Regions from separate parts of the Homo sapiens genome. Here all the other regions are linked to region 1. The links are chromatin loops, found by intact Hi-C in ENCODE. Cell type or tissue: transverse colon. All regions are shown on one strand. Each heading gives the region's core, and the rest is flanking DNA. Links, peaks and the distances in the headings are about the cores only.

What was found. Peaks named below come from ENCODE experiments on the same cell type or tissue, not always from the same donor. Only the 100,000 strongest peaks of a DNase experiment are listed, where the experiment ranks them.
Region 2: it touches region 1 in a loop (3.0-fold over the local background); 3 of 110 quality-filtered maps call a loop at or near these places.
Region 3: it touches region 1 in a loop (4-fold over the local background); 12 of 110 quality-filtered maps call a loop at or near these places.

The regions. Positions count from the first base shown.
Region 1 is chr9:91,894,523-91,904,404 of GRCh38, reverse strand. All of the region lies in intron 1 of ROR2 (receptor tyrosine kinase like orphan receptor 2), which reads left to right. Among named protein-coding and RNA genes, the nearest start is that of ROR2, 51 kb to the left of the region's middle. RefSeq lists enhancers at 4,705-5,318, 5,164-5,458, 5,319-5,933, 9,299-9,881. In transverse colon, for the core only: no CTCF peak of the experiment used is centred there; DNase peaks (open chromatin) are centred at 3,884, 5,724 and 7,454; H3K27ac peaks cover 7,952 bases.
Region 2 is chr9:91,832,505-91,842,386 of GRCh38, reverse strand. The region is part of intron 1 of ROR2 (receptor tyrosine kinase like orphan receptor 2); the gene reads left to right. Among named protein-coding and RNA genes, the nearest start is that of ROR2, 110 kb to the left of the region's middle. In transverse colon, for the core only: no CTCF peak of the experiment used is centred there; a DNase peak (open chromatin) is centred at 4,036; H3K4me3 peaks cover 732 bases; H3K27ac peaks cover 6,857 bases.
Region 3 is chr9:91,778,297-91,788,178 of GRCh38, reverse strand. All of the region lies in intron 1 of ROR2 (receptor tyrosine kinase like orphan receptor 2), which reads left to right. Among named protein-coding and RNA genes, the nearest start is that of MIR3910-2, 150 kb to the right of the region's middle. RefSeq lists an enhancer at 5,535-6,034. In transverse colon, for the core only: no CTCF peak of the experiment used is centred there; no DNase peak of the experiment used is centred there; H3K27ac peaks cover 1,853 bases.

The sequences.
Region 1 (9,882 bases), core at 989-8,988:
TGGAACATTCTTGGGCTCTTGGTGCTAGGAGGGCAGTGGGCTCCACCCGCTAAACTTGTGGCATCCTCAGGTCAGGTGAACAAGGCACAATGGAGGCAGGGAGCTCTGAGTTTCTGATCTGAGGAACCTCCTCACCCCGGGATCCTTCCATGATCCCTGGTGCCAAATCTGGCTTTGTGGTTAAAAAAGGATGACCTGGGCCCGGGTGTGGTGGTGCATGCCTGTAATCCCAGCTACTCGGGAGGCTGAGGCAGGAGAATTGCCTGAACCTGGGAGGTGGAGGTTGCAGTGAGCCGAGATCCTACCACTGTACTCCAGCCTATGCGGCAGAGCGAGACTCTGTCCCCCCCCCCAAAAAAAAACAAAAACAAAAACAAAAAATCAAAAAAAAGGATGACCTGTCAGGGCAGTGATTCCTACCTTGTGGGATGGTTCACATGTTTCTTTGAATATCTAAAACCACTCTCCTTTAAAAATATTTCAGCTGTTCACTGACTGTATTTTTGGAAATTAAATGGATATTGTTTTGAGAATGCAGCAATATCCCTTTAAATACGTAAAATAAGTATGGGCATTTTATTGCCGTGGACTCTCTCCACGACCCCAGTCTGAGGTATTTTTATGAGCTCCTAGTAAACCCCGTCTCAAGCCAATTGCGTTTGTTTTTGTTCCTCTTTGTCTACAGAGTTGTCGAATGCTCACCGGGAAGGGGTGGGCAGTTGTCCCTTTGGGGATGTTGAGAATGTGGGGAAACCACTTCCCATTTGCTGACTTAGGGGCTGGTTTAGGAGAAAATCTTTGTTCTTCCCTTTACAGAAAATATTTAGGTTGGGGTTGTTTGTTCCAGAAGTGTCTGCCTTGAAAATACTCCATGGAAGAATTTGGAGATGTAGGAATGGCTTAAGTTTTGACTTGAGGAGAAAAAAAAAAGACACAACGAATCGACTTCTTGGGGCCACAGACCACTCCAGCAGCCTCATTTCCATTTATTTTGGGGGCTTGTGTTGTAGAAGTGAGTTGATGCCCGATGGGAAGAACTGGAGCAGATCACCCTTCCCAGACTTTCTTGGGCAGGGGAAGCCAGCGGGTTGGGGTGTGGGCATCTGAGACCCCTCCATGCAGCATCTATCTGGGTTCCTCCTGGGCCGACTGCAGTCAGGGGCACAGAAAAAAAATCCTGTTGCTCTCTGGATGTGGCAGTTTTAATTTTCCATGCACTCATACTTTAGGGGAGAACATGTATTTTTTTTATTTGCTTTTGTTTAAGTATATGTATTTTTTTCTTTATCATAGTAAAATATGCATATCATGGAATTTACCATCATAAGTATTGTTTGGTGGCATTAAATGCATTCATATTGTTTTGCAACCATCACCGCCATCCACAGAACTCATTTCATCATCCCCGACAGAAACTCTGCACCCATTAAATAATGCCTCCCCCATCTCCTCCCCCAGACCCTGGCAGCCACCGATTCTACCTTCTGTTTCTATGCATTTGACCACCCTAGGGACCTTGTAGAAGTGGAACATGCAGTCTATGTCCTTCTGTGACTGGCCCGGTTCCCTTAGCATGCCTTCGAGGCTTATCCATGTTGCAGCATGTGTCAGATTTCCATTCCTAAGGATATGGTTTTTAAATAGTCATTTGTTTTGCCAGTGCAGATAAAATGTTTACATATTAACTCCATGCTGATGAAGCGGTTTCTTCTTACAGTGAGCTTAACAGTGTCCCTTTCTTGTTGCTTCAGTTGAGACTGAGCTCTCCAACTGATGCTGGATGTCTCAGGGAGGGCCCCATGGTGTCTGTTGGGGGTGGGGGCAGGGTCGCCCAAGGAGGGCCCTTGGTGTTAACGGAGATCCTTGGCAGTTCAGGAGGTCTCAGGCGGCTCACAGCCACGACCACCCAGCTCCCCATCGGGAACTGCTTTTGAGATCTGTTTTCAGTAGGGGCCTGAGGCGTGGGAAGGCCCTGGCTGTGAGAGGTACAAGCAGGGTGGGCTTGGTGGAGAGGTGATGGAGGGCCTGGGATTTGGGTTTCCTGGAGGGAAAGAAGGGAAAAGACCCTGACAGCGAAGGGGAAGTTTACTTCATTTTGTGATACCTGAGGATAGAAATTGAGCTTTGGTTTAGAAATGAGATATTTCTACTATGAAGAAAGAATTAAAGGAAAATTGAGAAAACCTTTAAAAATAATTGTTTCTCCTTCCTCTTCTTTGTTGTGTGAGTATGCATCTCTTACTTGTTGACTACTTAGATGAATCAGGCCGTCATCTGTGGTGGGGAGCCCTTGTGAGTTACTAAATATTTCATCTCCATGAGCCCCAGTTTCTGCATCTGAAAAATAGGAATGTTAACCGTTGTGTGGATTAAATGTTGGGACTGGTTGAATGAATTGAGGGAGGTATTCTGTGCGAATGGCCTCTTTTCAAGTGCCTCTGGCTCTGTTGGCCTGCTGCTCCAGAATTGAGGGTAGGCCCCCCCACCTACACCTGGCAAAGGTACAACTGACTTTTCCTCACACAGTAGCTATGGAAAAATAAACAAAGCTCCTTTTTATTTTTTGCTTTTTTTTTTTTCAGAGCACTCTTTTTTTTTTTTGAGATGGAGTCCCAGGCTGGAGTGCATTCGTGAGATCATGGCTCGCTGCAACCTCCACCTCCTGGGTTCAAGCAGTTCTCCCGCCTCAGCTTCCTGAGTAGCTGGGATTACAAGCGCATGCCACCATGCCTGGCTAATTTTTGTATTTTTAGTAGAGATGGGGTTTCATCATGTTGGTCAGGCTGGTCTCAAACTCCTCACCTCAGATGATCCGCCTGCCTTAGCCTCCCGAAGTGCTGGGATTACAGGTATGAGCCACCACACCCATCCCAGAGCACTTTTATTTTTAACCCCCTGTAGAAGGCAGATAATGTACTGAGCCCACATTTGAAATGACGTGAGCCTTTTCTCCTGTTGGAAAACAAAGATCTTAGTTCTAAGTGGGTGGGAAGATAAGCCAGTGAGGAAGGACACTGTTGGTTTGATTATACTTGAGGCAACTAGTAAACTATCACTACCTCCTAGTTATTGGTGTTTCATGATATCCCACAGGTATCAGAAACATTCACAAACTACTGACATGCAGATTTGCATTTCCCATGGGTACAGTTGGAGATAGTCTAACTTATACTAAATATGCTGTATAATTTATGTGTTATACATACCATGTAACATAGTATACCTATTTATAGTATAGTTTGCATTTCAGAAGAATATAGTTGGGCTGTCAAGTAACACAGTTTTACAAGACAGTTCTTTTCTCTAGTTGAAGGATGGTGGAGTGGAGGGGGATTCTGCCCGACCTTCCTGGCTCTGGATTCAGTCTGGCTGAGCTGAGGGGCCCCTTGTGCAGCTTCCTCGTAGTACACATTAAAAACCCTTCAGCTTAAAAAACAATCTGCCCAGAAAAGGGATTTATAGTCCAGTATCTGATTAAACGATGTGTGTTTCAGTTCCCAGAACTTTGCTTCCTAGTTGCTCTTTTTAATTAATAATGGATTTCCTTCTTAAAAACAGATGTGCATTCTTGGCTTATTATTTTTTTCCCTTCAAGCTGGAACCTATGCCTCTGTTTGCACAGAATTGAGGTGTGAAGTGGGTCTAATGGTCCTGACAATTTGAAGGACTTTTAAGCCTGTGGTTTTGTGACAAGTGCTGACTCTAGGTGGGAGTGGCCTTGGCGGCCCAGCTGCCCCCAGTCCATGGAACCGACGTGCCCCGCGAGGAGTCCTCTCCTGGGGCCTGTCCTGGTTCACTGTCAGCACTCTCTTCCAGAAGCTTGTCGTTTTCCCGCCTCCTTGGCTGCTTTTGAATGTTCTGGATGCCACGCGGTGCCTTCCTCATTTCTTGTTTCCTGCGGGTCCCACGTGCAGGCCCGGCGCCCTCGTGTCCCTGCCAGCCTCTCTTGCTCCAGGCAGCCGGAGGATTGCCCCGCGCCGCCACCGTTCCCTGCGTGGGGGGGCCTGCGCCAGGGTCGGCTGCCTGCTGTGCCTCTCAGCCGCTGTCATTGACCATCTTGTGCGGGAGGCAGCTGGAGGACTTGCGTCTGCCGTCTGCCCTTCCTGCAGCCCCTTGCGGCGTCCAGTTTGCTTCTGCTTCTGCGCTTGGGCCTCTGGATGCGAGGCTGCTGGGGCCCTGCCCCCCACCCCCTGGCGGCCCTGGGGGACCCGCTGCATCCTGAGCTTATCTGGGGGCCTGCCCAGCACTGGAGGGAGGCTTATCTGGAGCCCTGCTGACTTGCTGTCTGTCAGTTTGCAGGCTTTAAAACTTATCTTACTGGTGAGTGCATCTAGTGGGTTCCAGGCTGGCATTCTTTTGGTCTCTAGGTACTTATCGATTAATGTTTTACTAAATTATCAAGCCTGCATTCACAGGTCAAATGTAGATTTTATACTTTAATAAACTTGGGTCTCATATTCCTAGTTTCCTGGTGGATGTATGTGTTCGAGTGTGCAGATGTGTTGCATATGTAATGTGTATGTGTGTGTATGCACAGTGCACCTGTGTGTGTGTGTTTGCGACCAGTTTCCTGGTGTATGTGTACGTGTGCGTACGTGTGAGTGCATGTGGGGATTGTGGCGCATGTGTTGTGTGCACACGTTTGTGTGTGAGTGTATATGTGTGTGCTTGTGTGTAGATTCCTGGTGTGTGTGTCTAAGGGTTGAGGTGTCAGGCAGAGCGTGGGGAACTCTGAGGAACTTGGTCCCAGCTGCCCCCTCCTCCCCATCTTTCTCCTTGGGGACGGAGGAGGCTCTGTTCTCTCCTGCCCACCTGCTCAGTGCCAGTTCCCAGCTCTCCTGCTGCTCAGCTCTTAAGCAGACCTTTTTCCCCAGGTGTATCTGCCTATACCTCTTTACCCCATGTGTGCACCTGAAGGCACCGGGACTGGTAGGGTGGTGTTCACATGCAGCACACAGGAGGGACACAGGGTTCCATAGTCTCCTTTGACAGAAGAGGAAAGAGGCCAAGCAGGGGACATTGACCTGGGGCCCCACACATGGTATAAGTGCTGGGTCCTGCTCTGTCTGCTGCTCCCCAAATATTTGCACAACTGCCCAGCCTCAGCTGTGGCCTGGTGTCTGCAGTCGCCCTTTGCAGAGGCTCCCAGCAGATAATGCCACCTATTTGCCTCATGAGTTCCTGTGCATTTTCTCCAAGATACACTCCTGCTCTGCCATCCCCCGCACCCCCTGGGGGCCCTTTCCGGTCCATGTGTTTCTGGAGGACAGAGGTCAGGCCGGAGTCAGCGGAACAGGAAGAGGCCACCTGGTGGGCTCAGGCAGCTCTTGGCGGCTGTTTGTCCTGACACACGTGCTGAAGCGGGCTGCCATTTCCGCTGCCCTCTCTGTTTGGAAAGCAGCCTCTGCTGTTGCTTCATCAGAACAGTATCAGAGTGAAGACCAAGAAGATGCTCAGGCCACGTGGCATCGGGTGTCTGAGGCTTCTTCCAGTTTCCTGGAGTTACTGTGGCCTTGCTCAGCTGTGTGCCAAGCGTGGAAAGCACCTGGTCATGCCCGTTCTGGAGGCAGCCGGGCCTGCCTGCCATCATGTGTTGCTCTGTGCTGCGTCTCCTTCTGCACTGGGGCTGGAGTCAGCCTTGTGACTAATAGTCAGGAGAAGGGTAATCTAAATTCAGCTTTGCAAACAAGATTGTCCTTTTAAAGTCCTGTGAGAGTTGGTGATTTACGGGCATCTCTGGGCAGATGCCCTCCTTGCTAGCATTTCCTCATTGTTCTCATTCCCTGGGGAAGTGGGGCTCTGTGTTGTGCTGGCCACCTGGCTGTACGTTTGTCTTGCCCTTGAATGGGAACACTTTGTCATGTATAAATCACACCTCCATAAAGTTGTCATGAATAAAGGGGTGGGGTTCTGTAGGACGTCTTGGGGTTGTAATCCTGGCTCTCCAGTGTGTTTTTTGGGCAGATCATTTAGTATCTTGGGTCTCAAATGTCCATCTCTGAAACGGGGACACCACTTCTCTCCCCACAGGGTTTTGTGAGGTTTGGGGCATGGGATATGCACCCAGCACTAAGCACAGTGCCAGCCACATGGTGTTATCCAGATGACAGCTGTCGTCACTCTGGGCTCTTAGTTGGCCACAGGTCACCTTTCCTCCGAGGGAAGTTTGGGATGGAAGTGGTTAGAAAGGCTCTGGACACAAGACTCATTTGCAGAGAAGGAACCAGATAACGGATGCTTCACTAAATTGGCAAAGCCACTTGAGACTTTCTTTCCAGAACCGGTGACCATGAGGGGATCAGTGATTGTAGACAGGCTTGTGGGAGTCAGAGAGGCCCAGGGGTGTGGCCCGAGGGGTTCTCGGGGTGTGTGGACCCCGCCGTGGCAAGGTCAGGATGGAGCCTGTGGGTGGCCCGTCTGGTGCTCCTTCTCCCTTCCTCTTCAGTCTCACCTTCTGTGGCTCCAGGCAGGGGGACTGCACTCTCTGTCCACATGTCCACCTTCCTCACCACACATCCTCAGGTGGATGCAATGATACACACAGGGACTCCCTCAGAAGCAGACCCGTCCTCAGGGAGGGAAGTCTTGGTGACCGGGCCTGGGCTGCCTTTGGAACTTTGGTGTGGACATCCCACTTATTTCTCTTGAGTGTTTTTATTTAGAAAGAAGGGTGAGGCTTGGAGTGAGGCAGCCTCCCCAGGCCCCTTTGTGAGATGCCCCTGGGCCTGGAAGCCTGTCCTCAGCCCACCTGTCTTCTGCTCCACAAGCTCACCCCACATCTTAGGCTCGCCTTCACACCTTTGGCCAGGTGGTTCCCCCCACCTGGAATACCCCCCCACCCACTTCCAAATCCTGTTCTTTGGTCAGAGCATCACCCAGTATCACTTTGTTCTTATGACAAAATTTTCCTAAAGCCATGGAAGGTTGTACTAACTATTGACATTATCACCAACCCCATGAGACTATTATTATAACGTTTACTAACCACATAACTTTTGGCAATGCCTTAGAGGAGAACATGCCAGAAGACCTGGATCACCTTCTTTCCTCTGTACAAGTGGGATAGGCATGTCTTCCCTGCTTCCCCTTTGGGATTATTTTGGCCTAAAACAAGAGACCATGTTTGATTTCACTTTGAAAATTAAATTGTATAAGTTTAATTGCTAATTTTAATAAGTAGCTTGACTATCAAGTTTAATGGGACTCGAAAACTCCCAGCCTTTCCCTTAATTTGGGAGCAGTTATTCTGATCACAGTGCTGTGTGGGGAAGGGTGGGGCTCCACAACCCACCCGTGCTTCCTATGCACTTACGGGGTCTACGTGTGCATCCAGCTGCCAGTGCTGCATTGCACCGAACACGGAAGAGGAGCTTTCACGAGGAGCATGGGCCTTCCCCTTCCTTCCCTTTGCTCCCACTCGCTCTTTAAATGAGCTGTGTTACCGGGCAGAGAGGACTTAGGGAGAGCAGCCGAGGGCGGTGGAGCCCAACGGTGTTTGCTGGGGCCTGGCCAAGCAGAAAGCAGAGGCCTGTCAGGAATGATTAAAGAGCCCAGTGTTGGAAAAGAACAGGCCTTTATGTTGGTGGTAAAATGATTAGAAAGTAATAAGAAAAATGCAGGTTTGGACAGAACATTGTTTTGTTTAATCAGTTCTAAGCCCAAATGAAAAAAAAAGTGCCCTTAGAAGTAAGTTTAAAAGGGATTACAACATACATGTGAACATTTCTCCCATCTAGTTTATGAGTTTAAACTTTAAGGGGAAGGGGGCAGATAAGTCTCTTATTTCTTGGTGTCCAGTGAGGCAATTTCTCTAATGGGAACCAGAAGCAGAGAGAGTAAGAAACATGCTGATGTGAGCAGGCACTTTTGAGGTATAAGAAACTGTCAAGTGATTATTCACACTTCTGTTGGCTGCGCAAAATCCGGATATGGTGAGATCTTTCCAGAAGCCGAAGGAAAAACCTGGAATCTGATCACCTTGTGAGGAGAAATAGGGATCTGAGGAGAATTAATTCTGTTGTTTTTAAAGTGGTGTTTCTGAAGATAAACTGGATGAGGACAGCATTGTGGGGAAGCGGGGGAACCAAGATTGCATCTTTGATGTTCAGCCAAGACAGAGTCAGGGCTACAAATATACCCAGTGGAGCGGCACTGGCAAGGAAGGACACGCAGTCTAAGGAGAGATGGTCTAGGGTGATGCTGCTTTTTCATCTTCACAATATTGTATGCACTGCGTGAATTTCTCTTCTAGAGGAAGGAAGACAGATTTTGGAAAACTTTTCCAGTAATGTGTTCTATGGATTTCATCCTTTTTTGCAACATTAACCTTGGGCATTTGTCAAAGATGGAGGCTGTTTGAATATTTTTGAAAGATTGTGACATGGGCTCAAGTTTTCTTGATACACAAGCAGTCTCAGCTGCCACAGGTGTCTGGTGGGAGGTACTGGCACGCGGGTGACATGGAGGGACCTTGGCTTCCCTGTATCACCAAATGCCTGAATTACCAATTAAGAGTAGAGTCATTTTTTTAAATAGATTTATGTATTTCTTTTTTCTTTTTTGAGACAGAGTCTCGCTCAGCCGCCCAGGCTGGAGTGCAGTGGCGCGATCTCGGCTCACTGCAACCGCCGTCTTTCATGTTCAAGCGAATTCTCCCGTGTCAGCCTCCCGAGTAGCTGGGATTACAGGCATCTGCCATCATGCCCGCCTAAATTTTGTATTTTAGTAGAGATGGGGTTTCACCATGTTGGCCAGGCTGGTCTTGAACTCCTGACCTCAAGTGATCCGCCCGCCTCAGCCTCCAAAGTGCTAGGATTACAGGCGTGAGCCACCGTGCCTGGCCTAAATAGATTTATTTTTTAGAACATTTTAGGTTCACAACAAAATAGAGATGAAGGAACAGAGAATTCCCATATTCCCTGTAACCTGCCCAACATCCCCTACCAGAGTGGTGTGTTTTCTACAGTTGATGAACCTATATTGATATATCATTATCACCCAGAGTCCATAGTTTACCTTAGGGTTCACTTTTGGTGCTGTATGTTCTGTGGGTTTGAACAAATGTAAAATGATATGTGTCTACCATGATAGTATCATACAGATATTTTTCAATGCCGTAAAAATTTTCTGTACTCCACTTATTCATCCCTTCCTCCCCAATCCCTGGCAATCACATGACTCCATAGTTTTACCTTTTCTAGATGTCTTATAGTTGGAATCATATAGTATGTAGTTCTTTCAGATTGGATTCTTTCATTTAGCAATTGGCATTTAAGTTTGCTCTATCTCTTTTCATGGTTTGATAGCTCATTTCTTTTTAGTGCTGAATATTTCATCCACTAGATGTACCACAATTTGTGTACCCTCTTACCTGCTGAAGGACATCTGCTTCCAAGTTTTGGCAATTATGAATGAAGCTGCTGTAAATATCCTTGTGCAGGTTTTTGTGTGGACATAAGTTTTCATCTCCTTATACCAAGGAGTGTGATTGCTAGAACATAGGGTAAGAGTGTGTTTAGCTTTGTAAGAAACCATCAAACTGTCTTCCTCAGTGGCCGTACCATTTTGCATTCTCATGAGCAGTGAATGGGACCTCCTGTTGCTCCACATCCTCCCAGCATTTGGTGTCATCAGTGTTTTGGATAGGAGGAACTTTCAGGGGAGAAATAATTAAGCATACTGAAGGAACTGGAAAGGACAGAATTCCCCTCCACTCTCAAGAATAACAATGGAAATGCCCAGGGCATCTGATGTTTAAAACTATAGTTCTGGGCATATTTTGGGCACTCACAAGTTCTCTGTGAGAATGTTCAGTTTAAACTCATTGTGTTTTTGCACAGCCAACAGAAGTGAATAATCACTTGACAGTTTCTTATACCTCGA
Region 2 (9,882 bases), core at 767-8,766, 62 kb after region 1:
GGTCATTGTGAGGATTAAAGGAGATAACACATGCATGGCACCTGGCATACATGTGTTGGCTGTTCCTAATCTTGACAGCAGTAATAGTAATCAGGACAGTAGATGTTTGTGACACTTGGGGATCAGGAGTATGCTCGAGTAATTAGGGGATGAGGAAAATAACTCCTTCCTTCACCTGCTGTCCATTTCTTGAAGATACTTGCTTTTGACCATCTCTCCTCTTTATGCTTTTTCTCTCCTTTCTTTCCTTACTTCTCTTTCTCTCTCTTCTTTATTCTGCACTTGCTTTGCAGGCATGGGTCTGCACAGGGGCAGTATGGATCCAAGTCCTGTTACTGGAAGCCTGGCCTGGTGAGGCTGGTGGGTGGGGCTGGCAGGGTGAGTCCATCAGAGGTCCACATCCTTCCCCGCCCTGACTTCATTGCTTGGCCTTGGGTAAGGCATTCTGTCTTTTCTTTGGAAAATGCAGACAGAGATGACTCTCATGGTGGCTGCCAGGGCCATGCACAGAATGTGGAGGAAATGCATAGGCTGCTGGCAGTTGAGGTGCCATTAATATAAGAAACAGTCTAAGAAGAGGAAACCCAGTGGGGATGGCAGGGAGGTCTGGTGCAAACCCCACCAGGCTGGCATCCGAGGGCACTGAAGATTGAAGGAGTCCCCTGCCAAAGCTTGCTCCCAGGAGAGGTCATGCAGACGTGTGGAGGGCAGAGGGACGAGGGAGGCTGCTCAGGAGCCCACCGGGCTGTACTGCTGAGCACCAGCTTTTGCATGGAAATACACATTTACAGACTTTTTCACAGACCTCACCCATTTGCAAACCACCTGATGGTTAGATTTAAAACATTATCACCTTAAACCAATAAAAATAATCTTTTAAAATTAATACTTTGAAGAGCTTCCGGCCTTTGCCAGTCTGTGTCAGGGACTGCAGCTTTGGCTGTGACTTTAGGGGCAGTCTCATGGGCATTCAGGCAGAAGCCACATTCCGAGACCTAAGAGAATTTATGAATTGGTAGAGGAGCATTTAAAGTGTTGGTGTGGCAGCTTAGAAGAGGGACTGCTGTGAGTTTTAAAAAGCTCCTGGTCAAACTCTAGAAAATGTTGAGTTTTCCGTGGACTCATGTATTTATTAATGTGTTAATCACTTCCATCACTCTGGGAGTGAACACCCACAAAGTTCCAGGTCATCCGTGCAGATCCCTCTGTATTCTGTGCTTTGTTTTGCTTTGTAAAATGAGGATAAAAGGAGCATACGTGAGCTCAAGGGCGGTCAACTGATGGGCCAATGGCCGGGGAATGAGACTGGACCCACGTGATGCCTGTTTCAGTCTATGATTTGGCTGTGGGTGCACAAGCTCTGCTGTATTACATATAAGGAGCTGTTTCAGCTTGTCTTTGGTAGTTGGACACAGTCTTGCAAATCATGCCATTAATGCATACAGCCCATGACCACACATCTATAATGGTCTCACATGTATAGGATACAACAAATGCATGCAATGAAATGGCTAGAGAATGAAACAGAGCTGGAGCATGGGGTGTGGATCTCAGGTCCTTGCGTAGGAACAAGGGGCTGCCGCTATCTCATTTGGACACGCAGAGGGGATTTGGATGCTCCAGGCCTGCCTGGGAGACAGTTGAGAGAGTCACCCAGGCTGGCATTTGGTTCTGGCCATCACCGCCTCACCTGTCTTGGTTGTTGGTGTGTTTGTCTCTCCTCATTCCCTGTGCGCTGGGCAGATACTGACTGAGAAAGTATGGGCGGTGCTGTTGTAGGGCCAGGGAGCATGGCCAGCTCAGGAGGAAGGCCCCCAGCTGGGGATCCAGCCTCGCTGCATGTGGCCCCAGGCCTGAAAGAGGGGAGCTGGCATCAAAACTGGAAAGAAAACGTCAGACATCTCTCCTGTCTCAGTGATGTGGGTTTATTTTAATGAACAGAGGCCTCCTTGAAGCAATTGGGTATGGTGGGCCCGTCTGGAGGGTGCCTTTGGAAGTGTTTGTTCTTGTCTGGGGTCTGTCACTGGAAGGCTCTGGGTTTTCAGTGCACTGCAGAACTACAGGTTTCCTCATTCATAAGAAGAGAAGGTTAGAAAGAGAAAGAGAAACGGGTAACGTTATCCCGGGCCGTTGTGGCATTTTAATGTCACACGTGTGTTCCTGTGCAGCTGCTGGTCCTTGCTCTCCCGGGTCCCTCCGCTCTGATTCCTCTACTACCCACTCCCAATGTGCCTCCCAGGACAGCGGGGCCTCGGGAGTGCCCCTTAAGCAGCCAGGTACTCTCTGCTCTGCCAGATGAAGTGGGCATTTCCCGGGCAGGGTGAGGCTCTCCCTGAGAAATGCTGGGCAGTCCAGGGAACGGGGGCCAGTACAGTGTGGGGTGATACAGCGCTGTGGGCAACGCAGGTGGGGATGTTTCATCACCAGAGCCTTTTGTGAGTGATGGAAAGAAACACATTTATGAAAAGAAAGGGGTGCACTTTTGGTGGGGTGTCCCCAAGTAAAAGGTGGTTGAGAAGGGGAATTGTATTAAACAGATCACCCTCAGGAGTGTCGGTGGAGAAAACCGACTTCTGGCTCCCGAGGCTCCCCCGGGACACATCACCCAGTAGAGAGGCAGACACACATGTATGCACGCCACACTCACATACCACACACACCACACATACAGCACACACACACCACATACAACACACACACACCCACACCATATGCACAAACATGTATCCCCACATATATACCTCTCACACCACACACACAATATATACCACATACTTCCATAGACAAACTCAAAGAAACACACAAACACACTCCCTCACATTCATATACCAGACACACCACACTCATATACCTCCCCACAACATACACGCACCACACATACCCACAGCATGTGCACACATATCCTCACGCGTATACACCTCACATATACACACACACATAGACACCCCACACCACACATACACACACACCCCACAGACCCACACTCACAACACACACCACATACATACACACATACACCATATACACACAGACACACCCCTCCCACATTCATACACCACACATATACACACAGGCACACATGCCTGTACTTACACACACACACACACACACACACACACACACACACACACACACCCCCGATCTGACAGCACCAGGAATCAGGCCAGGATATTGGAGGAGGTGTTTTGGTAAACACGAAATACACCCAGCCTCCTGCTGCCCCCCAGAACCCCTTCATCTTGTTAATTGGTGAATTCTTTCCTAAGCTGCTGTCATCCCACGCTTGTGTTGCTATGTGCCTGCGCGTAGCCAGTGCGGAGGGCCTTGCATGTTGTGTAGTGTGTGCTTTTTGTGTCTTTATTTTAATGCCATTTTTGACTCGTTGCCCAGGATTCCGTTGTTAGATTTCCCTCTCTCCCAAACTGAAATTTATCTAATTCTCCCTTAGAGTCCACCGGGAACTTCTCTCTAGTTTCTGCTGAAGCAGACTTCTACTGTGTGCCGAAAGACGATTTTCTTGTTCTTTGTGCCCGTTTATTTAAAACTCCAGAATGGAGCACTGCTTTTATGAATGCTGGGTTTCACGATAACTCATAACATCTGTCATGGTTAATGCTTGGACACACAATGCCTTTACTCTTTTAAAAAGGGTCTAACGGGAGAGATCCTATTTTCCGACTGCAGCGGGGTCTCCTGCGCCGGCCGTGGTGCTCGGGGTCTCTATTCCCAAGGGGCCGAGACAGCCATGCTGGGGTGGCTGCCTGCGAGCCTGGTGAGGGACCCATTCCCCAGTGGTAACATCAGAAGCAGAGGGTTCTGAAGATGAGATCTTAACTCGGAATGAAACCCCGCAGTCCGATCTCAGGGTGTTTTCGTGTCTTGTCTATACAAAAGATAGCTTATGCCAAGGAGAGAAAAGATAGCGGCTGTGACCAGGCGTGGCATGACTGGTGAGTCAGGAATGTTTCAGGTGCCAGGAGGGGAGGGGCTGCAGGAGATGCAGAAGGGCGTCTCAGCCCTTCACTCAACACTGTGTGCGCACTTGGCCCTGGTCCCAGCTCTCGGGGCCTTCAGGTTAATCCATAGTCTGAGTGGCTCACTTGGTTCAGAAATGGCCTGGTGGTGCCTGGTTTAATTTGCTTTTATAAGCTAATAGGCTAAGTTGAGCATTTCAAAGGGGCGATTTTTCCTTCTTAAAGTTGCAGTGAACACATCTTTCAGGATCCAGAGGGAGAATTACACACATAAGGTATGCCCAGGTTAAGGAACACGGTAAAGATTTTAACTGCCTAATAAACTGTAAATCCCTAAATAAACTCCCAGACAAGGCAGTAAAAGCTAGACGTCAACATGCAAAAATGAAACTAGTTTTGTGAGGGTAGGGGGAGTATGGGTAATTTCTGTTTTTCCTAAAATACATATTTAAAGTGGCAGTTCGACAATGAAAAGAAAAGTATGGTTCGGTGATTTTTTTTCTTTTATGTGTTCCACTTAGAATGTGTGAACACGTGGCGCTGTAGCCTACATTCCTTATTCTTTTACTTCTACCTTATAGCTTAAAATTAAAAAACCTACAACAGTGATTAAAACTATATATTTTTTTCTACTTGCCAAATGTGTGTAGATCAATCTAAGAACACTGGACATTAAGAAATTTTCTTATGCACAAGTGGAATTTGTCTTCTCCTTTTAAAACACGTTAAACATCTTGAAAATGAGACAACTGGGACATGAAAAATTTATGAGATGGCTTTGAGAATAACTGCTGATCCTTTAATTGATTGGCCTTCTTCCCCAAGCCCCTTAAGATCGCTTACCTTTGGGTAGTGTTCATAAAGTGCAAAGAGCAGGGGGATTGTTTTAATATGGCAAGGCTTCTCCCCGCCTCCCTTCTTAAACAGCTAAGTTTCAGCCAGTCATATTTGGTGATTTTTTTATTGTTACAAGTTTTGGTTTTTTATAGTGGATGTGATGTGATCTCATGACATGGCTGTTTGTTTTAAGACCAGTAAGCAGGCTGGGCACAGTGGCTCACGCCTGTAATCCCAGCACTTTGGGAGGCTGAGGCGGGCCGATCATGAGGTCAGGAGATCAAGACCATCCTGGCTAACATGGTGAAACCCCGTCTGTACTAAAAATACAAAAAACTAGCTGGGCGTGGTGGCTGAGATCGCGCCACTGCACTCGCTTGGGCGACAGAGTGAGACTCCATCTCAAAAAACAACAACAACAACAAAAAAAAAAACAGTAAGCAATGCAGAACAGAAATTCCTAAGGAACCATTTATTACCATGTACACATCTCGAGTGAACTTTTAAAGTTGTTTTCCTTGAATACAGTTTTTTTAAAGAAAAATTATTTTATTTTCTTGTGATGATTTTCCAATCTAATAATCTTAAATTACTGTAATTTCTTTCCTCTAGAAAAACATGGTATATACCATTGACCAAAGCTGCAAACAAAAATCTGCAGCTAGTAAGTGGAATATAGCAGACAGACTGAATGGACAGGGCTTGTGTGATTTGAGGGGTTCCTGCCTGGCACCTGGCTGAGGCCACTGCCCAGGCGGCAGAGGTGGAGGAGCGAGCTGCCATTCATAACTGGGCAGCCTGGAAAAACCAAGGCTTCAAGAAGTTCCAGAACTCGCCCCAATGCAGGATCCTGTGAGCCGCAGCTCCTCCTGCCACCCTCAGAGCTGACATCAGCTGGCACAGCCCCCAGACCGGGGGTGGGGCAGGGGCAGGCAGTTAGCTGCGTTGTCGCACCAGAGGACAGAGGAGACCTGGGCTTTCTTAGCATTGCTGCTCCTGAACATCCATCAGCTGCAGACTGTTTTTTTTTTTTTTTGAGATGGAATCTCACTCTGTCTTCCAGGCTGGAGTGCAGTGGTGCGATCTTGGCTTACTGCAGTCTCTGCCTCCTGGGTTCAAGCGATTCTCCTGCCTCAGCCTCCCAAGTAGCTGGGACTACAGGCACGCACCACTACGACTGGCTAATTTTTGTATTTTTAGTAGAAAGGGGGTTTCACCATGTTGGCCAGGCTGGCTTCGAACTCCTGACCTCAAGTGATCTGCCCGCCTCAGCCTCCCAAAGTGCTGGGATTACAGGCGTGAACCATGATGCCTGGTCCAGACTGGATTAATAATTGGTACCTCTTCCCAGGACAAAGTGCCATACGACAATAAAAACAAATGAACTTCACCCACAAGCTACACTGTGGGTGAATCCCACCACCAGATGACAAAGGAAAGAAGGAGGCCACAGAGAAGCATGGTGGGATTCCATGTGCAAAGTTTTGTGTGTTTTTAAAATAGGTGAAACCAAACTCTGTTGTTTAGCGGGGGAATGCAGGAAGTAAAACCTCATTGCTTGCATGTGCCTTGGATTTTACCAAACACGGCTGGGGAAAGCTGTTTTCAAGCTATACAGAAAGGTAGGGAAGTGACGATCACAAAAGCGTTGTCCTAGCGCCCAGAAATTAAGCAATTACTATAGAAGTGAAAGGCGGACATGTGGAGGAGACATCTCGTGAGAGTGTTTTTGTGGTGTCTTCTTGAGAAAGGTTTTGTGGGAGACCTTCCCAGGCTGGCAGGTGGCTTGGCCTCCACCAGTCAGCCCCTGAGCTCCACAGGTGCACCCTTCCGCCTCCTGCAGCTGCAAGTAGTGGTAGCTTTTCCCTCCCACCCCTGCTGGTCTTCCTGGAGAGATTTAGTTCATTTTAATGATTTTACAGGTCTTATGGAAAGATGCTCACTGCTGTTGCTGCAGGCTCCTGAGTTTACTGCGATGAGTCGGTAGCCTTACTGGGAACATTTTCACTCATAGGAGATGGGGATCAGGGATGGGGCAGCAGGGCCGTGGAGAGAGTTCCAATCTACATTTAACTCTGAGCATGTCAGGGCAGCCCCCAGTGGCTCTGACAGGCTGTTTTTGCTCCTTCTGCTTTTCCAGTATATGGAATGAGGGCTGGGGGCAGTGTGTGTGCAGAGAAGAGAGCAATGGAGCCCATAAATCAGTGCAACCGTCATGGTGAAATTGTACATGTCTCCTTAAAGAAGCCACGGAAATGGAAGTGTTTTAAGACAGAGGAGCCAAGGCTATTTTGGGGTGGCCTAGCATGTTTGTTTCATGAGGCACATCTTTGCTTCCATTAGCAAATGGCACTGCTGTGAACTGGCTGGATTGGTGCAGGACCCTTGGAGGTGAGGGGGCAGCAGGTTGTGGAGAGAGGCTTCCAACAAGGGGGCAGCACATGAAGACTGCAGGGGCTGTGTCTGCAGGGGCTGTGTCTGCAGGGGTCTCTTTAGGCATCTTCAGCTCCATCACCATGTGTTGTAAGACATGCCTGGCCTCAGGCTCCTCATCCCTGGCCCACCCACCCACAGTGACGTTTGTGCCCAGAGACATAAGGCAGGGTGCATTCCTGTGCTGGACTGGAAAAGCAATCATTTCCTGGCAGAGTGCTTGGTCAAGTTGTAAAGTGGTCTCACTTGAACAGAGCCCATGCTATCGGGTTTTATTGGAGCTGTGTTTATCTTGAGCTCTGCAGGAGTCAAAAGCTCACTGGAACTTTTAGGTAAAACCTGTGTGTGTGCAGATGGGCCACACCTTCCTTGGTTTCAGGACAACAGTTTTGCTCGGCTTTAAAATCGCAAGAGCTCTCATTTGGGATCCATACCTTTGGAGAAGGTCCTGACAATTTGACTCCACTTAGGTTTTTCATGTTGGAATCTTAAGTGTTTTGATAGATGGGTCCCTTTCTCAGTGCTGTGTGTCTGCATGAATCTCGCTGACCTTTGCTTCTCATGGCTGTCACAGAGCAGCCCTGCTGACGACGGGACTGGTGGGGTATTTTGTCCCAGCTATTCCATGCATAAGGTGTAGAGAATATGTCTTCTGCCATGGCTAGAGTTAAATAAAGGAAAATTCATGCCAGGCTGAGTTCAGGATTGATGTTTGCTCTGTGTCTGCATTAAAAAATAAACCACAAACATGGTTGTCCTCCAGCAGGGCTGGTGTTGAGTTAGCAGCTGCCAAATGACTTGTGGATGGTGGGTTTGCACGCGGGGACGTGGTCCTGGGCATCTGTGGCACAGGGAAGGGAGGAGATGAAACACAGCTGGGGCTCTGGGCAAGTCCACCCAGCGATGCTCAGGAAAGCCAGGACCTGAGTGGGCTCCCGTAGCCCACAGTTTCTGGTCTTGTTTCCTGAGCCAGGCTGTGCCTTTTTCTCTGGGTAACAAGATAGATTTACTGACCTTTGCCATGGAGATCATGTACTTTGGAACCCGAGACCTGTTTTTACTTTCCATTTGTCAGCTGGAACAAAAGCCGGAATGAGCTTTACAGTCTGCAGGCCCAGGGGGACGGCCTACCCACTCTCCACGCAGTGTCCTCCCTGGAACCATCCCTGACCTCAGCCTGTGGGTGCTTGAGGCTGGGGGAGAGAACACAAAGAGAAATCCCATGGCTCGAATATGCCTCAGATTTCCCTGAACACTGGGCTGGGGAAAGCTGTTTTCAGACACAGTGAGGGGACGTCCCTCCCTCCATATCCCTTCAAGCTGAGTCTTGCAGCAGGACTCGGGTCTGCTCTTGGCTGCGTGGGGCAGAGGGGATGCTCCAGCAGATGTCCAGGACAGCTCCTTCTGCGTGTTGAGGCCCCAGGGAGCTCTCGGGGGCTGAGCAGAGCTGATCAGTTGGAGGCTGGCAGGAGTGCAGGCAGCTCGAGGCGGGCATGCAGGTCTGCAGGGTGCGCTGGCCATGGGCTGCTTCTCTTCGATAGGGGGTCATTGAGGGATGTGCATGGAAAGGAGTGCTCAGCTACTCCAGGGGCCTGGGGGGCACGGCTCTGGCGTGTGGCGGTGCTGGTGGTGGGACTGGGAGTTGTCTTTGTCTTGGAATCAGTTGAGGGTGACCTCAAGAGATTTGACTTGAGCGCCTGAAAGGACATGGCCGCCATTTGCTGGGAAAGGGACAGTAGCGGTTGGGGCAAAGCTGGGAGTCACGATACAGGCACAGTGCACTCGGCATGCCATTTGGACACCCAGCTGGGGGTGGCAGGATGAGGACCTGTTGCAGAAGTGCAGAGCAGGACGCTGGAGCCCAGCGTGGATGCGTCGGGAGCATCCGGCAGGCTGGATGGACAAGCAGCTGAGCAGCCTTGGGGGTCCTTCCTCCCTCCCAAGCATTTATGTCTGTGGGTTGGTGTCGTGGTGACGCATCTGCAGCCACCCTGATGCCATGCCTCTTGCCCACTCGGCAGAGAACACCTGGGTGTTTTGTCTCTCAGCCCACCTTCCCTGTCCCTCTTTGGGGGTGTTGCAGGGCTTAGGGGAGCCCACTCTGAGCCCCTCACCTGCTTTTGTGTACCACATCCTGACTTGCTGGTGGGCTCCTACCCAGGAGGGCTGTGCTGACCTGGGCAGGGCTCAGGTCTGGCACTGCAGCGTCTTCTCTTGGCATCTCTCTTCCTCCTTTCCCCTCCACTGAGGTTTGGGGCTATAGGAGGCCCCGATTTCTGCCAAGATGGACGTTGTATTTCTAGTTGCTGTTTCTCTCCATTGTTTTGGGGTGATTTGAGGAGTGTACCTGTCAGGGTCCAACTAGAGAAACAAAACTCGTAGGAGATATATATGAAAAGATTTGTCACAGGGAATCGACTTACTTGGTTGTTGGGTCTGACCAGGCGCATTTGAAATCCATGGGGCCGACCACAGGGAAGGGTGGCTGGAACTGTGGGCACCGCTGAGGCTACTGTCCCTGGTGGGAGTTTCCTCTTTCTCAGAAAAGCCGCTGCTTTGCTTTTGAGGCCTTCTACTCACTGAGCCAGGCCCACCTGGGTCATCAAAGATTATCTCCCTTACTTAAAGTCAGTCACAT
Region 3 (9,882 bases), core at 1,165-9,164, 120 kb after region 1:
TTTCTTTGCAGACTAGATAATCTCTATTGACCTGCCTTCCAGTTCACTGATTCTTTCTTCTGCCTGCTCAAATCTGTTGTTGAGTCTGTCTAGTGAATTTCACTTATGGCACTTTCAACTCCAGAATTTCTGTTTGATGCTTTTAATCACCTTATTACTATTCTCTATTCAGGAAGATAAAGTTATTGTAATTTAAAATTCTTCACATATCCTTTTCTTTATTTTTTTGAACATATTTATAACATCCTATTTAAAGTCTTTGTTGTATGGCTGGTTAGCTCAGTTGGTTAGCATGTGGTGCTGATAAAGTGTTTGTCTGTTAAGTCCCAAATCTTGGCCTCTTAGGGACATTTTCTGTTGGCCACTTTCTCCCCCCCATTCTGTGCATGTGACATACTTTCTTGTTTCCTGGCATGTCTTGTGATTCTCTGTTAAAAATTGGACAATTCAGGTAGCAAATCACCATACCCTTCAAAGTTTGTTGTTGATGCTGTGTTTTTTCTTTTTGTTTTTTATTTGATGGTTGATGGTGTTTGCCTCGTTACTGTTAGTTTAGCAGCTTTCCTTGACTAGTTCTCTGGTTTATGTATTTCCTGTAATGTGTGACCACTGAGTTATCTGCTAATTTTTAAATAAATAAATAAAAAGAAAGATTTTATTTATTTATTTATTTTGAGACAGAGTCTTGTTCCGTCTCCCAGGCTGAAGTGCAGTGGCCTGATCTCTGCTCACTGCAGCCTCCAGGGTTCAAGTGATTCTCCTGCCTCAGCCTCCTGAGTAGCTGGGATTACAGGCACCCACCACCACTCATGGCTAATTTTTGTATTTTTGGTAGAGATGGGGTTTCAGCATATTATGCAGGCTGGTCTTGAACTCCTGACCTCAAGTGATCCACCCACCTCAGCCTCCCAAAGTGCTGGGATTACAGGCGTGAGCCACCACACCCAGCCTCTTTTTATTTTTAAACCCTGGATTCTGTGGGGTCACATCTGAGCCAGTATAATTGTATATAATTAGCCAGTCACTGTTCACATTTCCTTTCCATACATGCCTTGCCTGTGTTTCTGACACCTTTCATCAAAGATCTGTATGAGACGGAGATGACATGCTGTCCAGCTTCAGGGAGTTTGTAAAGACGGCTTCAGCTTTCATTTCCGGATTGCACAGGGTCTCATTGTCACCCAGAGAGGAGTGACTGTGGTGTCCTCTCCTGTCCCAGGTCTTTTCTGAGCATGCATACAACCTCTTCCCTTCCCCGGGAGTGTGTCAGAGCTTTTGAAGTTCCGTAGCTCCTCTAATTCTTTAGGATTTCATTTTAAATTCAGGGTCAGGCTCATGTTGACTGCAGTTATAGTCAGCTCTAGGCAGCTGAGGTTGCCAGCAGTTTGCTGTTGTTTTCATAATGCCCCAGGGGTATCTGCCATCTGCCACCTTCCCTACCCCTCCGCCCCCAGCTGAGTTCTGAGGCGAATCTAGAGATTTCCCAGAGTGCTGCAAGTCCAGACAAAATGTTGACTCTGTTATGGGGCCAGTACTTTTCACAGAGCTCCACAAGTGGAGTCTCTCACTGTTTGCGAGGTTGGTGGCCTTGGCTACTTCACCATTGAGCTGGGGAGGGAGGGGCAGTGGGAGTAGCCCAGGTTAACTGGTCACAGACCCACCTTCTTATCAAGGTTCAGCAGGTTCCCTTGAACAGACAATTTTCACCTCATATTTTTGTTGGTGTCAGCAGAGAGCAAGTTCATCCTAGATATCACTCTGCCACTCTGGAAGTGGATTCTCTAGTATATTGCCCATTTATTTATTTATTTATTTATTTATTTACTTATTGATTGATTGATTGATTGATTGATTGACAGAGTCTTGCTCTGTTGCCCAGACTGGAGTGCAGTGGCATGATCATGGCTCACTGCTGCCTCAACCTCCCAGGCTCAAGCGATCTTCTCACCTCAGTCTGTGGAGTGTCAGGGTTCACAAATGCACACCACCATACCTGGCTTTTTTTTTTTTTTTTTTTTTTGGTAGAAACAGGGTTTCCGTATGTTACCCAGGCTAGTCTTGAACTCCTAGGCTCAAGTGGTCCTCCCTAAGTGCTGGGGTTATAGGCATGAGCCACGGGTGCCAGCTATATTGCCTTTTGAGTCTGGCTTCTTTCACTTAGTGAAATGTATTGGAGACACTTCTGTCGTGTGTATGTTGTATCAGTTGGCTCTTTCTATGGTTGAGTAGTGTATGGTAGAGTTTTAAAGTTATGGGAGTTTCTTTGGAGTTGTAAAGATATATATGCACATGTAAAAGGGGATGTTGTCAGAGAGATTGTGGAACCTTGGGCCTGCCACAGTTCCTGGAGAATTTCGGGGCATTTCAGGTTCAAAGCCAGTGGAGCAGGTCAGTGCTCTCCAGTGTTGTGGAGGAACAGGAGCCCATGCCCTGCAGCAGATCTCAAGGGCCACAGAGCCGTGTCGCAGGGGCTCTGAACTGTGACACTGTCATTGGCCTCTGGTGTAGCAGGCACCACCCCACATCTGGAGCAGATATGAGTCCTGGCCCCAGCCTTCAGACAGTGAGCCAAAACTCAGAGACTCCTCGTGCAAAATGAACATGATGGTGGTCACCAAAGTATTTGTTTACTCATCAGATATTTTTCGAGTGCCTAGTGCATCTTGGGCTCTATTCCAGGGGTGGGACAGACCACCATCACCTAGACTCTGGAGTTTCATTCTGATGCAAAGACAGATGGTGAACCAGATGCATGTGTGCACACACAGTGCTCTGGAAAGAAATACAGCAAGGAAGACAGCAGTCTGAGAGTAGGGCTAAGTAGGCTTCAGGTTGTCCAGGGGAGGCCTTGTGTAGGAACTCACATTGAAACAGGGGCCTGAAACAACGTGAGGGGTGAACCATATGCACAGGGACCCTGAAACAAGTGAGGCGTCGAACCACATGCACATATGGGGAAGCATTTTCCAGGCAGAGGAAAGAATAAATGCAAACTGCAGGGGAGCAGCTGGAATTGGAGCTAAGGGAGGGAGAGATGAGGAGTGGAGGCCACCCCAGGAGCAAACTCTGTGTGTGTGTGTGTATACGTGTGTGTACCCATGTCCATGTGTGTAGGGCTAGTGAAGGGAGCTAGCTTTTCCTCTGAGCAAGTGGGAAGATGCTGGAAAGTACTGAGTACAGGAGCATTCATTCATTCATTCATTCATCCACCTAATGAGCAACTTGCATGCTGCTCTTCAGGTGCTGGGGCTGGCAGTGAGCACACAGATAGAATCTCCTGGCCCCATGAAGGCGAGACAGAAAAATAAACAGCCAGTTACCTCATGGAAGACATTAAGGGAAAAGTTAAACAGAAAAGCAAGTTGGGAGTGGTTAGGTTAGGACTTTGTGTGTACATGTGGAGGGAAGTATTTGACATTTTGAGTAGGGCCAGGGAGGGCCTTGCTCAAGGATGTAGTGTTGTATGAGAAAGATTTTTAAAAATTCGGTAAACTTTGTAAATGTAATTTACGTCTACAAAAGTACATAAATTGCCAGTGTATAGTTTGATGAATGTTAACGTGGTATATACACCCACTAACAGCAGCCACACCAGCAACTCCCAGCAACCTGCTCCCACCCAGGCATTGAAGCCAACTGTGTTCTGACTGCCATCACCACGGATGACGTCTGCCTGCCTTTGAACTTAGTGTGAGTGGAACTGCACAGCACGCATCTTTGTATCTGGCTTCCTGCACCCCACCTGATGCATCTGAACTTCACCCATGTTTTGTAGGTGACAGGATTTGAAGCCCCTTTGAGAGGCTTCCTGTGGCTGCTGCATGGAGAGCAGGTGGGGGCCAGGGGGTGCTGCAGTCGCCCACAGCATGTTAGCAGGGCAGGTCCTGATACATTCTGCAGATAGAGCAAACAGCATTTCGTGATGGATTGGGTGTGGGATTTGAGAGGAAAGGAGTCAAGACGAACTCCAGCCTTGTGGCCTTAGCTGGGAGCAGGGTGGAATCAGCACTGTTGCAGCTGGGCAGCTCCGCAGGGCACAGGTGTGTAACGGGAGGCCGGGCTGTGGTGTGGACAGGTCAAGCATGGTGTCTCCTGGACATGCAAGTGGAGGTGTGAGCAGGTGGCGGGATTTCTGAGTTGGCTTTCAGGGGAGCGGTCTGGCCTGGACAGGTGGTTTGGGAGTTGTAGGTGTTCTGGTGTTATTTAAAGCAAGCCCTCAAGGAGTCAGGATGGAAAGAGAGGGAAAGCTTTTCCATTCAGAGGACTGGGGAGGAGGACAGACTTACAAGCGGGTGGAGGCAGGAAAAGATCCAGACGTGGGCAGTGGAGTGGGGAGGTTGTGAGCACGATGTGCGTGGAATGGGGGCTGTGTGAATGCTGAATAGGGTCGTTACCCACAGCAGTCAGGCTGCAGAAGGCCAACTCCACCTCCATCCCTGGTGTGCCCTCCAGGCTCGCAGAGCCGTGGAGTGGCATTGGTGTAAATATTATGAGAAAAAGAAATGTCAGCCAAGGAGGTAAGAGCTGAAAAGCTCATTTGGGCACAAGACTAGGCCTAGGGCGGGGCTGCAGCTGCAGCTGAAACCCTGGAGGGGTGAAGTGGGAGGACTGCCGGTCTCAGCAGATGGCTGTGAGGGTTGGAGGTGGCTTCCATATAAGTGAGAGTTGGCCTCAGAAGGGAGGGGTTTGGGGCACTAGAGTCACTAACAAGTTGGCAGTTCCTGGGCATGCGAGCAGTCCCAGCACACCTGTACTTAGCCCAGAGAGCCTATCCATCCCTTCTCAGCGAGGCACTCACTGTGAGGCTGAGCCTTGCCATTGTGTGTGTCATTCTCAAGTCAGCACTAAGTTTTGAAGACAAATAATGCTTTCCCTTATGGGTTGAATTGTGTCCCTGAAAATAGAAACACAGGAGTCCTAGTCCTCTGTGTCTCAGAATGTGCCCTTATTTGGAGATCGGGTTTTTACACAGGTAATTAAGGTAAAAGGAGGTCATCAGGGCTCTCATCCTATGGGACTGGTGACCTGTAGGAAGAGAGATTTGGACGGAAAGACGGTGTGCATGGAGGGACAATGAGGAGATGGAAGGAGAAGCCATGGTCTGCCAGCAAGGAGTGACCTGCAGCAGATCCTCTCTCCCAGCCGCAGAAGGAACCTGCCCTACTGACACCTTGATCCTGGCCTTCCAGCCTCCTGAACTGAGACAAGGCGTTTCCATTGTTTAGGCTGCCCCATCTGTGCGGCTTTGTTGTGGCTGCCTTAGGAAACCAACACAGAAGCTGCCTTAAAAAGAATCACTGCTACTTCCTGTGATCATAGCAGACATTTACCCCTGTTTGATTCCAAGACTCTGAAGCAAATTCTGGCTACCAGAGAATCTTCTGCTTTTGAACCCCCTCTGGGTTAGCCTCTGGCTACATGGCCTGGGACCTGGATTCCTGGTTGATGGAGGTGGAGCCTGCTCCAGACCTGGCCTTAACTTAAAGCAAGCTTGTCTAACCCGTGGCACATGCAGCCCAGGACGGCTTTGAATGCAGCCCAACACAACTTCTTTCTTAAAACATTATGAGGGTTTTTTTTTTTTTTTTTTTTTTGCTATCAGCTATCGTTAGTGTTAGTATATTTTACGTGTGGCCCAAGACAATTATTCTTCTTCCAGTGTGGCCCAGGGAAGCCAAAAGATTGGACACCCCTGAAAAGCCTTAAGCAAATGGAAGACATCTGCTTTTGCTGCCAAAGGATAATGCAGTTTCTTTTCTAATCAGGGTGTTTTTTTTTTCTTTTTTACATCCCTCCCTTTAATTAAAAACTTTCCAGAGATTCAAGGTGACAAAGTAACCTTTTGTATGCATGGGAGTAACTAATATTCAAGAGCTACTTCCTTGAAACTAGATGAAAAGATACAATAAACCTGGAGCCTTTACTTAGCATTTCTGTTTGCTCCTTTTCTGCTGGTTTTGGTGCAGAAACAAGCAGCCACTTAAGAGAAAGCAAGCCTCAGCTCCCTGTCACAGGGAGGGGACCTCACCTTCTCACTGTATCTGGTGGGGGTGGAGGTGCGGCATTTGGCCTCCCAGCCCGGCCAGGCTCACCGCTGCCAGGGCTGTGGATGCTGGGAAGAGAGAAGGTCTGTGAAAGGCCTCAATTCAGCTGCCTGAGTGGCCTCTCTCCCCCTTCACCTAAATATTCCTTTGGCCCCTGACAGTGGGCTTTTGTTGGGGGCTCTGGGGGCTGTCAGAGACAGAAAGTAGAAAGAGCTTTATGAAGGCAATATTGAAGGGAGTTGGGCTGGTACATTGACTCACTTGGAGGTTTAATACGTTTGCTTTAGAAGTGGAATCACAGCAAAGTTCAAATTGGTGAAACGGTTACTCCATTTTCAAGTTGATGAGTTTTAACTCCCTATTTCCAAAGTAGAGTTAAGCCAGCCCTTGAAGGAATATAAGAACAGAGGCTAGTATTTACTCAACTCAAAGTTAGAAATAATGAAAATAAAAAATTACAGACTGTTAAGACCACTACCAATTAGGTACTGGCAGCCCACCTGGAATGCTGTTTGGTTTTCTAGCTGCAATTGAAACACAGGGTGCAGTGTCTTAGTAAGAGCATTCCCCGAAACAGTCTCAAGGCTCTTTGCTATTGACATACTTCTCCTGACCCAGGTCCCAGACTAATAATGGCCTTACCCTTTCGGGACTTTATACGCTGCTCCTTCCCAATTTTTAACTTTTCTTCCTTAACTGTTGCCTTTCTAGCATCATGGGTGTTTTCGATCTGACGTGTTGCCGAGCTGAGTAGTTGTTGTGGAACACATGAGTGACATTTGCACGTGCAAGTGGGACAGTGGGTGCACAGAGCTTGCTCGCAGCGTAGCTCATTGTGAAATCTGTCCTTGCCATTCATTCAGGGGGTGTCTGGTTTGCAGCACCGTCACTTTCTCAGGCTGTGCTTTTTCCCTGCCGTGACTTCTGTTCTTAAACACATCCTGCAAATTATACCTTCACATGAGGACAACCAAATCCAAGAATGCCAAGCTCTGGTGAATAAAATACCCTTACTAATTAAAAAGAGGCTGCTTTGAAGTTGTCTGAACATCCTGAAGACTGCATCTAATTGCATCACAGTAAGCATACCGATTCAGATCAACAGGTGAAGAGATGAATGGATGAACAGTCTGAATAACAAAGCATGTTTAAAAGAAACGCAAATCAAAACCAGAATAGCACCATGGACTCAAATCCAAGGGCATAGGTGAAACTTCATTAATAAATGCTTGCTTAATGGTGTGACTGCTGTTAATGAGAGAATGATTGTGATACTAGAGGTAGAGCCTTGGAATCAGAACAGACGTGCTTGCTACTTTGCAGATATAAATTTATCTTTTTTTTGAGATGGAGTCTTGCTCTGTCACCCAGGCTGGAGTGCAATGGCACCATCTTGTCTCACTGCAACCTCCACCTCCCAGATTCAAGTGATTCTCCTGCCTCAGCCTCCCAAGTAGCTGGGATTACAGGCACCTGCCACCACGCCTGGCTAATTTTTGTATTTTTAGTACAGATGGGATTTCACCACGTTGGCCAGGCTGGTCTCAAACTCCTGACCTCAGGTGATCCACCCGAGGCCTCGACCTCCCAAAGTGCTGGGATTACAGGCATGAGCCACCACGCCAGCCCAATTAATCTTATCTTGTTGATGCCATAAATCAAGATGTCACATCAGAGGTCTGTGTTGAAAGAAGGTTTTCAGAAGAGTTTTGTTTGATGGTTATATAATTTCTTTCTTTCTTTCTTTCATTTTTTTTTTAGACGGAGTCTTGCTCTGTCGCCTAGGCTGGAGTAGTGTGGCGTGATCTCGGCTCACTGCAAGCTCCGCCTCCCAGCTTCACGCCATTCTCCTGCCTCAGCCTCCCGAGTAGCTGGGACTACAGGCTCCTGCCACCATGCCCGGCTAATTTTTTGTATTTTTAGTAGAGACGGGGTTTCACTGTGTTAGCCAGGATGGTCTCGTGATCCACCCGCCTTGGCCTCCCAAAGTGATGGGATTACAGGCGTGAGCCACTGTGCCTGGCCTGGTTATATAATTTCTAATTCTTCAGAATCTGCACCTCCAGCTATTGCAGGCCTGATGTGACTCTCTTAACAGCAACCGGGCATCATCCCTATCAACAGTGAACCCTTTCACTTTGGCCATTCTGTAGACACCAATTGGTTCAGCCTGGAATATACAAGACATTCATAAAGTGCTTCCAAGAATATGCTACAAATTCCTGCTTAAGAGCTGATGTCTCCATGCCAATGACAATTCCTGTAGGACTCAGCTGAAAAATCCAACATTTTCCAAAATGTTTTAATTTCTAAATATTTGCCAGCATGCTGTATAAATCATTGAATAACATATTAAATCCAGTGAATCTGTGTCAGATTCTGTTCATAGGGTTAGGGTGCATACTTGGCTTTGAGGCCATTTACCAGGGATTGCATCATTAAGAATGTAAAGTATTGGCCAGGCACGGTGGCACGGTGGCTCATGCCTGTAATCCTAGCACTTTGGGAGGCTGAGGTGGGTGGATCATTTAAGGTCAGGAGTTCGAGACCAGCCTGGCCAACATGGTGAAACACTACCTCTACTAAAAATACAAAAATTAGCCGGGCGTGGTGGTGGGCACCTGCAGTCCTAGCTACTTGGGAGGCGGAGGCAGGAGAATCGCTTGGACCCGGGAGGCAGAGGTTGCAGTGAGCTGAGATCCCACCACTGCACTCCAGCCTGGGCAACAAGAGCGAAACTCTGTCTCGAAAAAAAAAAAAAAAAAAGAAAAGTATAAGTGTTTGGAGGTAGAATGTTTTATGCAGTTCTACTTGTGAGCCTTGGTTTTAAGGGATTGAACAAGGTGATGGAAATGTGTAATTGTTCTTCAGTAAGCTTTTTACTTTAGTTTTAGATTTATAGAAAAGTTGTGATGACAGTACATAGAGCCCCCACACACCCCACACCCAGTTTCCCCTATTGTTAACACCTTACCTTGGCATGGTACATTTGCCCCATAATACGGGTGCATTATTCTTGACTAACGTTCACACTATTCATTTTCCCTTAGTTTTTACCTAATATCCCTTTTCTGTTCCAGGGTCCTGACCAGGATACCACATTATATTTAGTCTTTGCTTCTAGAGTGTCATGTGTGTTTTTGACATGGATAAAACTAGATATTGAATGTGTCATTTCATTATACCAGCCACACTTAAATTTTTGTTTCATATTAAATGTTTTCCTCTCTTTAAAAAGTATCAAAAAACTAAAAGAAGCTTATAAATCACTACTCCCCTACTCATCTACCCAAGGGTTGAGTTTCCCTCTGGCTTCACCTCGCCACTCTGTGATGTTTTTACAGTGAAAATGACCCAGGTCCAGCGGAGAAAAGTCAGGGCACTGTGCCTGTCATACGGATGACATTCTTGATGGTCATGTAGGGCACACTTAAGAGCATTTTACCCAAACGGAGGACGTGTGGGTTTGGCTAGAGTAGTGTCCTCATATTCAGGAGAAAAATATATTGAAGTCCTGAAGAGTCAGGACAGATGAATCTCCTCTCAGAATCTCTTTTCTGATGGTCCAGAAGGCCACGTGGCCTCTTCTCTTGCTCCTCCAGCTAAATCCAGGCAACTAACGAGGACAGGGACCTTGCCTGGTGAGCTCATCATCTAGCTGGGGTGCAAGGGTGCCTGCACCAGGTGAAAACCGAAAAGGCCTTTATGTAAAGAATGACTCAGGACAGGCACCGAGGAGATGTTGCAGGGCGCACGACCGTGATCATTCACCAGCCATATCGGGTTGGCAGTCACCACCAAGGCAAGTTGTGGTGTTGTGAGGTTGTCACAAAGTCAT